3 separate regions of the Homo sapiens genome follow, and all the other regions are linked to region 3. Evidence: chromatin contacts called from ENCODE Hi-C or POLR2A ChIA-PET data. All regions are on one chromosome and are shown on one strand. Each heading gives the region's core, a stretch centred on a gene start or an enhancer-like site at or near the end of the contact. The rest is flanking DNA. Distances are from core to core; before and after follow the strand shown.

What was found. Hi-C counts contacts between places; a loop is a spot of excess contacts on that map. ChIA-PET counts read pairs that join two places held with the same protein, here RNA polymerase II (POLR2A). Pooled maps may share reads with other maps.
Region 1: a loop to region 3 is called in a pooled map, with 2.6 times the contacts of the local background. The contact joins two enhancer-like sites. A Hi-C loop is called at or near these places in 3 of 50 pooled maps. POLR2A ChIA-PET finds 5 or more read pairs at or near these places in 2 of 52 experiments (BJ and H1).
Region 2: a loop to region 3 is called in a map of PC-3, with 10 times the contacts of the local background. The contact joins two enhancer-like sites. A Hi-C loop is called at or near these places in 5 of 168 maps with a recorded cell type or tissue (HCT116, IMR-90, MCF 10A and 2 more) and 9 of 50 pooled maps. POLR2A ChIA-PET finds 5 or more read pairs at or near these places in 4 of 52 experiments (H1, OCI-LY7, PC-3 and 1 more).

The regions. Positions count from the first base shown.
Region 1 is chr6:44,492,335-44,495,594 of GRCh38, forward strand. No RefSeq gene overlaps it. Among named protein-coding and RNA genes, the nearest start is that of MIR4642, 58 kb to the left of the region's middle. Within about 2 kb of position 1,822, at least 2 of the 41 ENCODE cell types and tissues checked have a DNase peak (open chromatin) inside an H3K27ac peak, as active enhancers do.
Region 2 is chr6:44,470,336-44,473,780 of GRCh38, forward strand. No RefSeq gene overlaps it. Among named protein-coding and RNA genes, the nearest start is that of MIR4642, 36 kb to the left of the region's middle. Within about 2 kb of position 1,441, at least 5 of the 41 ENCODE cell types and tissues checked have a DNase peak (open chromatin) inside an H3K27ac peak, as active enhancers do.
Region 3 is chr6:44,429,782-44,432,748 of GRCh38, forward strand. It overlaps CDC5L (cell division cycle 5 like), which reads left to right. Exons shown (of 16, transcript NM_001253.4): 14 at 1-129. Among named protein-coding and RNA genes, the nearest start is that of MIR4642, 4.4 kb to the right of the region's middle. Within about 2 kb of position 1,535, at least 3 of the 41 ENCODE cell types and tissues checked have a DNase peak (open chromatin) inside an H3K27ac peak, as active enhancers do.

The sequences.
Region 1 (3,260 bases), core at 572-3,071, 63 kb after region 3:
TCTGGAACAGCTTGCAGAACTATGAGCCAAAGTAAATCTATTTTCTTTATAAATTACCCAGTCTCAGGTATTCCTTTATAGCAATGCAAATGGACTAAGACAGTAAGTAAAGTGTTTCTCTGCATTCTTTTTTTTTTTTCTTGATGGCAACTGTGTTTCTCTGCATTCTGTGAGCTGTTATAGCAAATTAATTGAACCTAAGGAAGGGGTCATGGAAAGCCGCAATTTATAACTCGCTGGTCAGAAGTGTGGGTGACAGTATACTAATTGTGACTGGTGTCTGAAGTTGGGGCAGTCTTGAAGGGCTGAGCACTCACCCTGTGGGATCTGATGCTACCCCCAGGTAGATGGTGTCAAAAATGAATTGAATTAGAGGACACCTGCTGGCATCCGCTGGAGAATCTGGTGTCAGAGTGTTGTGTTGCATGAGAGTAGTGAGCAGGAGAAACACTTGGGCTTTTTTCCTCCCTGTATCTCCTACTTCCACTGCTGTTGCTCTAGCCTAAGCCCCCACTTTTATTTCTCACCCTCTTTTTTTTTTTTTTTTTTTTGAGATGGTGTTTCACTCTTGTTGCCCAGGCTAGAGTGCAATGAAACAACCTCAGCTCACTGCAACCTCTGCCTCCCTGGTTCAAGTGATTCTCCTGCCTCAGCCTCCCGAGTAGCTGAGATTACAAGCATGTGCCACCATGCCCAGCTAATTTCTGTATTTTTAGTAGAGACAGGGTTCATCCGTGTTGGTCAGGCTGGTCTCGAACTCCCAACCTCAGGTGATCCGCCCGCCTCAGCCTCCCAAAGTGCTGGGGTTACAGGCATGAGCCACCACATCTGGCCTTCTCACCCTCTTAACCACACCCTTCAGTTTGCTTCTACACAGATATGGCAGCCTGCAGGATCCTGACAAAAACCAAGTTAGCCTGTGCCTCTCCTCTGCTCAGAACCCTCCAGAGGCCTCCGTTGCACTCAGGCCCTGCTCCCTCTAGCCTTGTCCCTCTCTGACGTCACTTCCTACTGTCCTCCCCCTTGCTCATTTTATTCTGGGGGCACCTGCCTCATGGTTGCTTCTCTGTGCAGCCTCAGGCCCTGCATTTACAGCACATTTTTGCAGAAACACCCTTCTCTACGTGGCCGCATGGCTCTCACTGTCACCCCTGCACAGTCCTGATGCAGGTGACACCCGAGTGAAGCCCCTCCTCTTGTTCCCACCTGCCTTGCTATATACACTCCTATCACCCTTCCCTTCTTCTCCAAACGATTTTTCTTCATAGCATTTGCCAACCAGTGGCAGCTTGGCAACCTGACCCACTGGTTGGTAAATACTATGAAGAAAAATAGCATTTGATGGCTTCTCGGCCTTTTGGCTAAGATCGAGTGAAAAATAGCGTTTGGAGAAGCAGGGAAGGGTGATAGGGGTGTATTCAAAGTAATTCAAAGTAATGGCAAAAACCGCAATTACTTTTGCACCAACTGAATATTTAGTACTGTCTTCTCGCTAGAATGTTGTCTCCAGGGGGCAGAGACTTTGATCTGTTTTGTTTACAGAAATAACCCTAGAGCCTAGAACAATGCCAGCACCCAGTAGGGGCTCAAATCACACTTGCCCAGTGCGTGAGCCTAACTTTTCTGAGCCTCAGTTTCTTACTGCAAAATGAGAGAAATTACAGTTGCTTTCAAGGGGTTGTGAGGACTAAATAATAAAAGTTATATGAAGCACATGGTGTTGGGCCTGGTACAGAATTGCCCCGAGGAGCTGGGCCCGGAGAGGGTACAACTTCCAGTGCCTCTTTAAATAATGCCTATCCTTTTGAGACAAAGAACATATTTTTGACATTACCTTTAGGAATTCTTGAGTCATAATGGTGATTAACTCAGAGTCTACGATATATGGACTTTGGGTCGTTTTTCTCTAAGGCGTGTCTTTGAACTTGAATTTGTTCCATTAAAGTGGCAACTGCTCACTCACACAGCCAGGGCTGGTCCTGTGGGTTCTTCCTGGTGGTGTATGGGATGGACAATGTCACAACAGTCAGAGACCTTAGGACTTATCTTCTAATAACCCCACAGTGTCCTCTACTGGTAGGAGAACTGTCCAGCTAAGGGAAATGACATGTCTAAAGCTACACAACCGGGTTGGTGGCCGAGTGGGGGCTTACCACATGCCTCTGGACTCTGAGTCTCTGGCTCTTTCTACTCTCCCGATTCCTGAGGGTTAAATAACACCAAGCAGAGGAGAGTCAGGCCCAGGGAGAAATCTCATCCCTCCCTTGTCCCCTCCGATCCTTTCTTGTTTTGTGTCATTTGTTTGTTTGCACGTTCTAGTAGTTACCAAGTGACTTTATATGTCACACACAGTGAAGACACGGGCTCTGTCATGGGCTGTGGCAGACATTACCAGGACTCAAACACATGGCTCATGGAAGACTCACTTCCCACTTGGGAGGGATTTAGGAGAGAAGCATAATCTTGTAGGGGCTAAAGCACTGAGATTTGGGGGTGGCTTTTTCCCACAGAATAAGCCCACGCTGACCAACACACAGCTCGTGTTTCAGAAGGAGGAATGAAGACGTTGACATTGATGCAGCATAGATGAGATGATAGAATAATGAAAAAAAAAAAAAAAAAAAAAACCCACAGCAGAGAGAGTGACCCTCTCCACCTAGCTTGTGGAGAGAGCCACAGGCAGCAATGCTAGGTCAAGTGTGTTTCTCACTTTGGGGCAGTGCTGGGGCCAGGTCGCAGCCCCAGCTTAGTCACCAATCTTCTGTGTGACCCTGAGCAAGTCACTTTCCCTCCCTGAGCCTCGCGTATGAAACGAGAGGGTTAGAGAGGATAGCCTCTGAGGTTCTTCCCAGCTCTAAAATTGTTTCAGGAAAGGAAGGGTGAGTTCATCTTGTGAGCTCTTGGTCTGAACTTCCTTCCTCCTGCCGGGCACTGGACCTTCTCCTGTGAGTCCACCCAGCCTCATTGGTGAGGATTGATTGAGCAGGACACGAAGGGAAAGAAACAGTTGCTGTTCCAGCTTTTGGCTTCCAAAACAGTCGTTGAGAATGCGGGGTTTTGTGGAGAGAAGAAAAGACACTTGAAACCATCAAGGGAAGGTGCAGCATAGAATTGTTGCCATGACAACAGCCTGGGCAGCTCCCCTTTCCCTTCCTGCTCCTCCTTGATTTCCCCACAGCCACCACCCAGGGGGGCAGTAGGGCAGGGATGATGGGAAGGAGCCCGCTGGACGAGTTTGACCAAATGACTCAGCCTCTGAG
Region 2 (3,445 bases), core at 191-2,690, 40 kb after region 3:
CACTACACAAACACAGATCCCTTGTCATGGATGTGTAACAAAAGCTGAATAGGCATGATTATAGCAGTTCATGCCTCGTAGTAATGTTCCCAGTGAAATTGAAGAACTCTTTTTTTTTTTTTTTTTGAGATGAACTCTCACTCTGTCGCCCAGGCTGGAGTGCAGTGGCATGATCTCGGCTCACTGCAATCTCCATCTCCTGGGTTCAAGAGATTCTCCTACTTCAGCCTCCTGAGTAGCTGGGATTACAGGCATGCACCACCACGCCTGGCTAATTTTTGTATTTTTTTAGTCGAGACGGGGTGTCTCACCATGTTGGCCAAGCTGGTCTCGAACTCCTGACCTCAAATGATCCACCTGCCTTGGCCTCCGAAAATGAATAACGCTTAACTCAAAGTGGCGTGGGTATGAGCATTGTTACTCTTTATACTCCTTTGTAATAAATTAAAAAAATTCTCAGAGACAATTTGGATCATCCAATGCGTTTTTGAAAGACTAGAGGATATCTTTAAAAAATCAGCATAAACAAAGAAAACTACTAAAATGTCACTTGGCAACAGCAGCATTCTTTAGCAAAATTGCAAGTTACACAAATTTTACCTTCCAAATTCCTCATTCTAGTCCCTGTGCCCTGCCCTGCCCTGCCTGTTGTCATGTCCCAGTGGCTGCTGCTGTTCTCCGTGGTGTAAATGCTGCCACTTGTGAGTTTCCTGTACAAAAAGGTGTGCTGTGACCTCTTCCTCATTCACCTGGTCTTCAGCTGTTTTATTCTTGATTTGGGGCTCAGAATTGTTCCTTCCCTGAAGATGATCAAAGGACATGCACACATCCAAAGTTTTGCTCTGTGATAGCATAGACTTCTTGATTATGATTTTATAAAAACTGCTTTTCAGAAACAAAAGTCAAGATGCCAGATTTATAAAGTCAAGATGCCAGATTTATAGAGGATTAGCAGCTTGTAGCCCCATTTTAAAACGAAGTAAAAATGAAATTCAATTGGCAAATTTATTATTTGCTAAGTTATATCTTTAAATGTAAAATATTCAACTTGATATTAAATAACAAATGAATACATTGCCTCAGTCCAAAAAGGATCAGAGATAATGTCAAATGAGATGATTCAGTGAGCAAAAGATAGCACGAGATATAAAATTACAAAATTACTTCACGCCTCTATCTTCGTGCTCCTTGTAAATGATAGCAAACTCCCTTTTCCCCACCCCATTTTTTCCTTTTACTTATCTAGTCTCCTCCATAGTTTGAACATTTTCAAAACTGTACAGTTCCTGCTTAAAGAAATGAACAGCTGCTGGTAGAATTTCAGGTGCAGACACTCAGTTGGACAGGTCATCGGGGCCGGAGGTCCTTCCCAGGGCTGGTCAGGCTGCTCTAGGTGGACAAGAGCGTGCCTCTGGGAAGTGAGAGGCCTGGTGCTGATAACCTAGTATCAGTGCAGTTGCAGACCGGTGTTGGCGTTGGCCGGGAAGGAGGGCAGCGGCGTGGCTTGAGGTCATGGAGGACGCGCAGGGCAGGCTTGAAGCTGGAGGGACATACTTTGCATACCAATTCCTTTTCTGGATCCTGTTAGTGGTGAAACTCCGAGTGTCCTTGTCACTGATGGCATGGTACAGACCACCTGGTCAGGGGACAGCCCTTGCATTATGTTTCCAGGGGGGTTCAGAAGCCTTAACACTTTCTTTGGAAGATCTCTCTGCCATTGCCCCTGATAGGATAGATCAGCTGCTCTGTGGCTTGCTTTTCCTGACATCTCTCCTTTGGCCTCCTCCACCTGGCACCACCACCTCCTTTCCTCTTCCTGATGGGCTTCTAGAAACCTTCAAAGATTATTCCTCCTGCAGCATTTATATTTTAAAAGGAGACAGTGGAGCAGACACTCTAACTCAAATAGTAAAATGAAAACTATGCTGTAACACGCACCTACTGGGTATCAGGAGCTTGCACAAGTGTTGCTCATTTAATCTTCACTACAACCCTGCAAGGTTTTGCTTCCCTAGTTAACAGATAGGAAAGTGGAGGCCTGGGGGTTTAGGGAGGTACAGTCAAGCAGTCAAGTTCACAGAGCTGGAGGCTTTCTGGTGGGGCTGGACTTGAATACACTTTTGGTAGAGTCTCAGTCCCTAGGCCCCTCCTCATGACATCGCCCCCTCCCCTCCCATCCTGCTTCAGGGCCTGGGCCCAGAGCCCACACGGGAGCCAGGACCCTTGCTCCTTGCCCGTGCCTAGGCTGCCGTGGGTGGCAGAGGAAGGGCTCTCTGGTCCAGACTACCCTTCTGTGACTTGAACAGGAAAAGACAAAGGTCCCATTTTAGAGCTGCAGCCTGTTTCCATGTCTCTAGTTGCTGAACCACCAGGAGGAAAAGCATTTGAGGTATTTCCATGGGAAATGGTAGCCAACAAAAGCGCCGTTGGGTGGTATTCTAGTTAATTGCAGGAAGGCGGGCAGCCCTCCAGGATATTACCTTTCTTAGGCTGGAAAGTGTTTCTTTGAAAAACGTTTTGGTTCAGCCGAGGCCTCCTAAGTTTTTGCAGATTTGCTTGTTCGTAACTATGAAGAGAGTCACCAAGTCGGTCCTTTGGGGGGCGGGGTGGGGGTAAGGTGAAGGCAGCATCGCTGGGAGGAAACTACTCCGATGACAACTTTTTGCTAAATGGTGGCTGGAAAACACTGGATTATATTTCCCCCGGTACAAATTCCTAAAGGGGGCCAATCCCCCGAGGCCGGCCTCCCCCAGACAGAAACAGAATCTGTGACCCTGAATGAAATGTCTCATGCCCCTGTGAAGGGGAGAGGGCAGGAAATGAAGAGAAGTGATCTCTCTTTTTAAACACACTTTTTTTTTTTAAACACTGAAAAGAAAAGCATTTGCAAAGGTGCATGAATCCAAGTGTGTTGCTCCTGACACATCGGTTTTGCATGTGCTTTTGCCTTTTCAGAATGTTTTCACTTCCTGGCAGCCTTGGGAGGTGAGCAAGGCCTCCATCCATCTCTGCACCTGAGAGATGAGGACGCTGAAGTTAAATGGCTTACCCCGCAGGTCATCCCACTGGTAAGACACGGAGCTGGTGCATTCGATCAGTCTGTCGCGGCCACATATTCCTGGGCACCTCTTCTGTGCCCAGCCCAGGGCTGTGAAAAGGACATTGAGGTGGCCGCTGTCTAGCTGTGGATACACATGCCTCATTTAAGTAGAATGGTACAGAGCAGCCCAGCATGAGGTACGGTCCTTCAACTTGAAGCTGACCTGGAGCTCTGTGCAGCCATTGCCGCAAGTGGGTTGGAGTAGGGGGCAGGCTAACTTCTTGAAGGAGGCGTGAACAGCTGCTGAGACTGCGGACCCCTGAATGGTGCTCTTTCCACCAGGACCTCACTGAAATCTAGGTGCTGTTCCCCAAATGGAACATTTTAATTACTGCTGCCGATGAC
Region 3 (2,967 bases), core at 285-2,784:
GAAGCTTATAACCAGGTGTGGGAAGAATGCTACAGTCAAGTTTTATATCTTCCTGGGCAGAGCCGCTACACACGGGCCAATCTGGCTAGTAAAAAGGACAGAATTGAATCACTTGAAAAGAGGCTCGAGGTTGGTATCCTTTTAAAATTTTAATTTTAAATGTACTTTGATTGAGATAATGAACTAAATAATGCCACTGGAGACAATGTCAGAAAAACACACCTGAGGTGCTTATTGCCTTTTTAGTTGTTGGAGAAAACTACACTTAAGTGTTGGATCTTCTTGGCCTTGTTCATTGTTTTTTTTTGTTTGTTTTGTTTTTGTTTTTTTTTTAAAGAATTGTTGGCCTTCATGACTAAAGAGTGCCCTGCAAGTTGACCAGAGGTCAATCAGAACCTTTAGATGTGGGAGCAAGGAGCCAAGAAGCCAATACTAGTCACTCAGAACAGGCAGGTCATTGCTAGCATAGCCTGTTTTCTCTGAAGAGGAATCTCAGCAGTAACGAGGAGTTTTCTTTTTATAACAAAGAGAGTACATTTACAAAACTTAAATACAATTCTGTTCATCCTTGGATTACTGTGAGTTTGAGTTAGGGAGGGCAGAGCTGGATTATCTAGTTAGTGGCTTCCATGATTTTTCATGTCTGTGAAAATGTTGAAAACATACTAGATGCAGTTTCAGGACATGTGGTTTCTTAATATAGTTTGCATATTTTGAATTCCAGAATCTGTGTAGGCATTTTGCCAATGGCATGTAAATTGTGGTTCACAGACCACCAGGCTGCCTTGTGCATTCTTTTTTTTTTTTTTTGAGACCTAGTCTCAGTCTGTTGCCAGGCTGCAGTGCAGTGGTGCAATCTTGGCTCACTCCAACCTCTACCTCCTGGTTTCAAGCGATTCTCCTGCCTCAGCCTCCCTAGTAGCTGGGACTACAGGCACGCCCCACCACGCCCAGTTAATTTTTGTATTTTTAGTAGAGACAGAGTTTCACCATGTTGGCCAGGATGGTCTTGATCTCTTGACCTCGTGATCCACCCATCTCAGCCTCCCAAAGTGCTGGGATTACAGGCGTGAGCCACCATGCCCGGCTATGCCTTGTGCATTTTTAATGGTAATCTTTAGGGGCATTTCTAAGGCCAAGGTGGGATGGGAGAGAAGGGGTACTTCAGGCAGTCATATACAGAAAATCGTCTTGGTTTCCTCTTTTATGTGATTACCAGTTTCTCTTTACAAAAAGTGCATTTGAAAATATTTTTATTTAGGGTTAAAGCCAGAAGTAGTAAAATCACTTGGGGTGGTTGGGGCTGTATGGGGCTGAGGAAATGAGCAGGAAAAAGCAGTATCTTTTAATTTGAGTTATTCTGAGTTTTAATTTAACCATTAAGATCACATATATATAGGTAGCTGATGGTTAATGCCTGTGAACCTCTTTTTTTCTCAGTGAGAAATGACTGGTTCTGAAGTAATTCTCATCTTGGGTAAAATCTTAGTTCAGTGCTGCTAATTATTTGTATTACCAACTTCCAGCAGGGTGTGCTGTTGCTCTGTGTTGTGGTTCAGTGTTAAAGCCAGGGAAAATAGAACATCAGTGGTTAAATTGTAAGTTACATTTTTTTGTTGTGTAGGCTTCATTTCTTATAAATGGTAGTTAGCAGTGTAATTGTGATCTAATATCAGCATCATCACTGATTGAAAAGCTATTTGGAAAGCTTCTTTGTATTATTTATATATAAATACTTAGGTTTCTTACTTAGTATGAAAATCTTCTCATTTGAGGTGGGTAAACTCTTTTTGCCGCAAATGGCAAGAACATTTTGTGCTTTTTTAAATGGTAGAAAATTTTTTTCTCCCTAAATCTCATTTACTTTGTTGAGGTACTAACTTTCATGACAGCAAATAAATGTGTCACACAGTGAGTGGTGCCATAAAGTACAGTAATTTTTATTTCTGTGTTGAATTGGTCTTATGAATTTTAAAGGGAAAAATACAGAAAGAGCCACTCCTGTTCTTTTGGAGATTTATTTGGGTCGTTTATGAGCAACCATTAAAAACATGTGGTTCTCTTTGTTCAGTTCAGTACCAGGAACTGAAATCTTCCGTTGAACTATTTTTGTTGAAGGATTGGTGATTTTGGAGAATATTCATAAAGCAGTCTGAAGTCATTTTTCTTTTCTTGACTCTTGGATAACTTACTTTATTGTTTACCCAGCTAGTTACTTTTAAAGAATACTTAATCAAGTCCTTTAATTTGGTAAACTGTGCTTATTTCAAATGAAAGTTCATGAAATCTTTTAAAAAAAGAAAAGCAGCTCAAAGACTTGAATAAACAAACCCCCATTTTATTTGTATCCATCACTAATTCAGAACTAGGTTTCTTTTAGCTTGTTTTAGTTTTTGAAGACACAGTTCTATTGGTTTGAAATACATAAATATTTTATTTCAATTGTGGTAATTCTTTCATTTCAGTTGATTGCTAAATTATAAACATTATTCAAAGTTTGTTGTGGGGAAGGAACTCCAGTTATATTGTATAAACTAAATGCTATACTTAAATTATCCTTTCCACTCTTAGGTTCAGGAGATAAGCCCTTCTCTGTAAGCACTGTATGCCATGGCTGCCAGTGTGTTTGATTTTTGCTGCCATGAACTTTGGAACCGTGAATCTAAATTATGGCCCTATCACTGCCTATCAAGCAAGATGAAGTCCAGCTTTGTCGTGGCTGGTGTCTCCTGAATGGATTAAAAAAAAAAAATGCCCTGAGGTTTATATTGGAGGTAGTCTTTGAGCCATTCATTACTCATGATTAATATTTGAAACTTAGCACTTAAGTGAAAATCCTTAAGATACTCATTTAAAACTAATAGAACCATCTCAGATTTTATGTAGAATGTGGTAGAGGATGTGTGTGTGCAAGGAGTTTGTTAAATAAATAGAATCAGAATGCAGTTACAGGTCAGAAATAAGTGG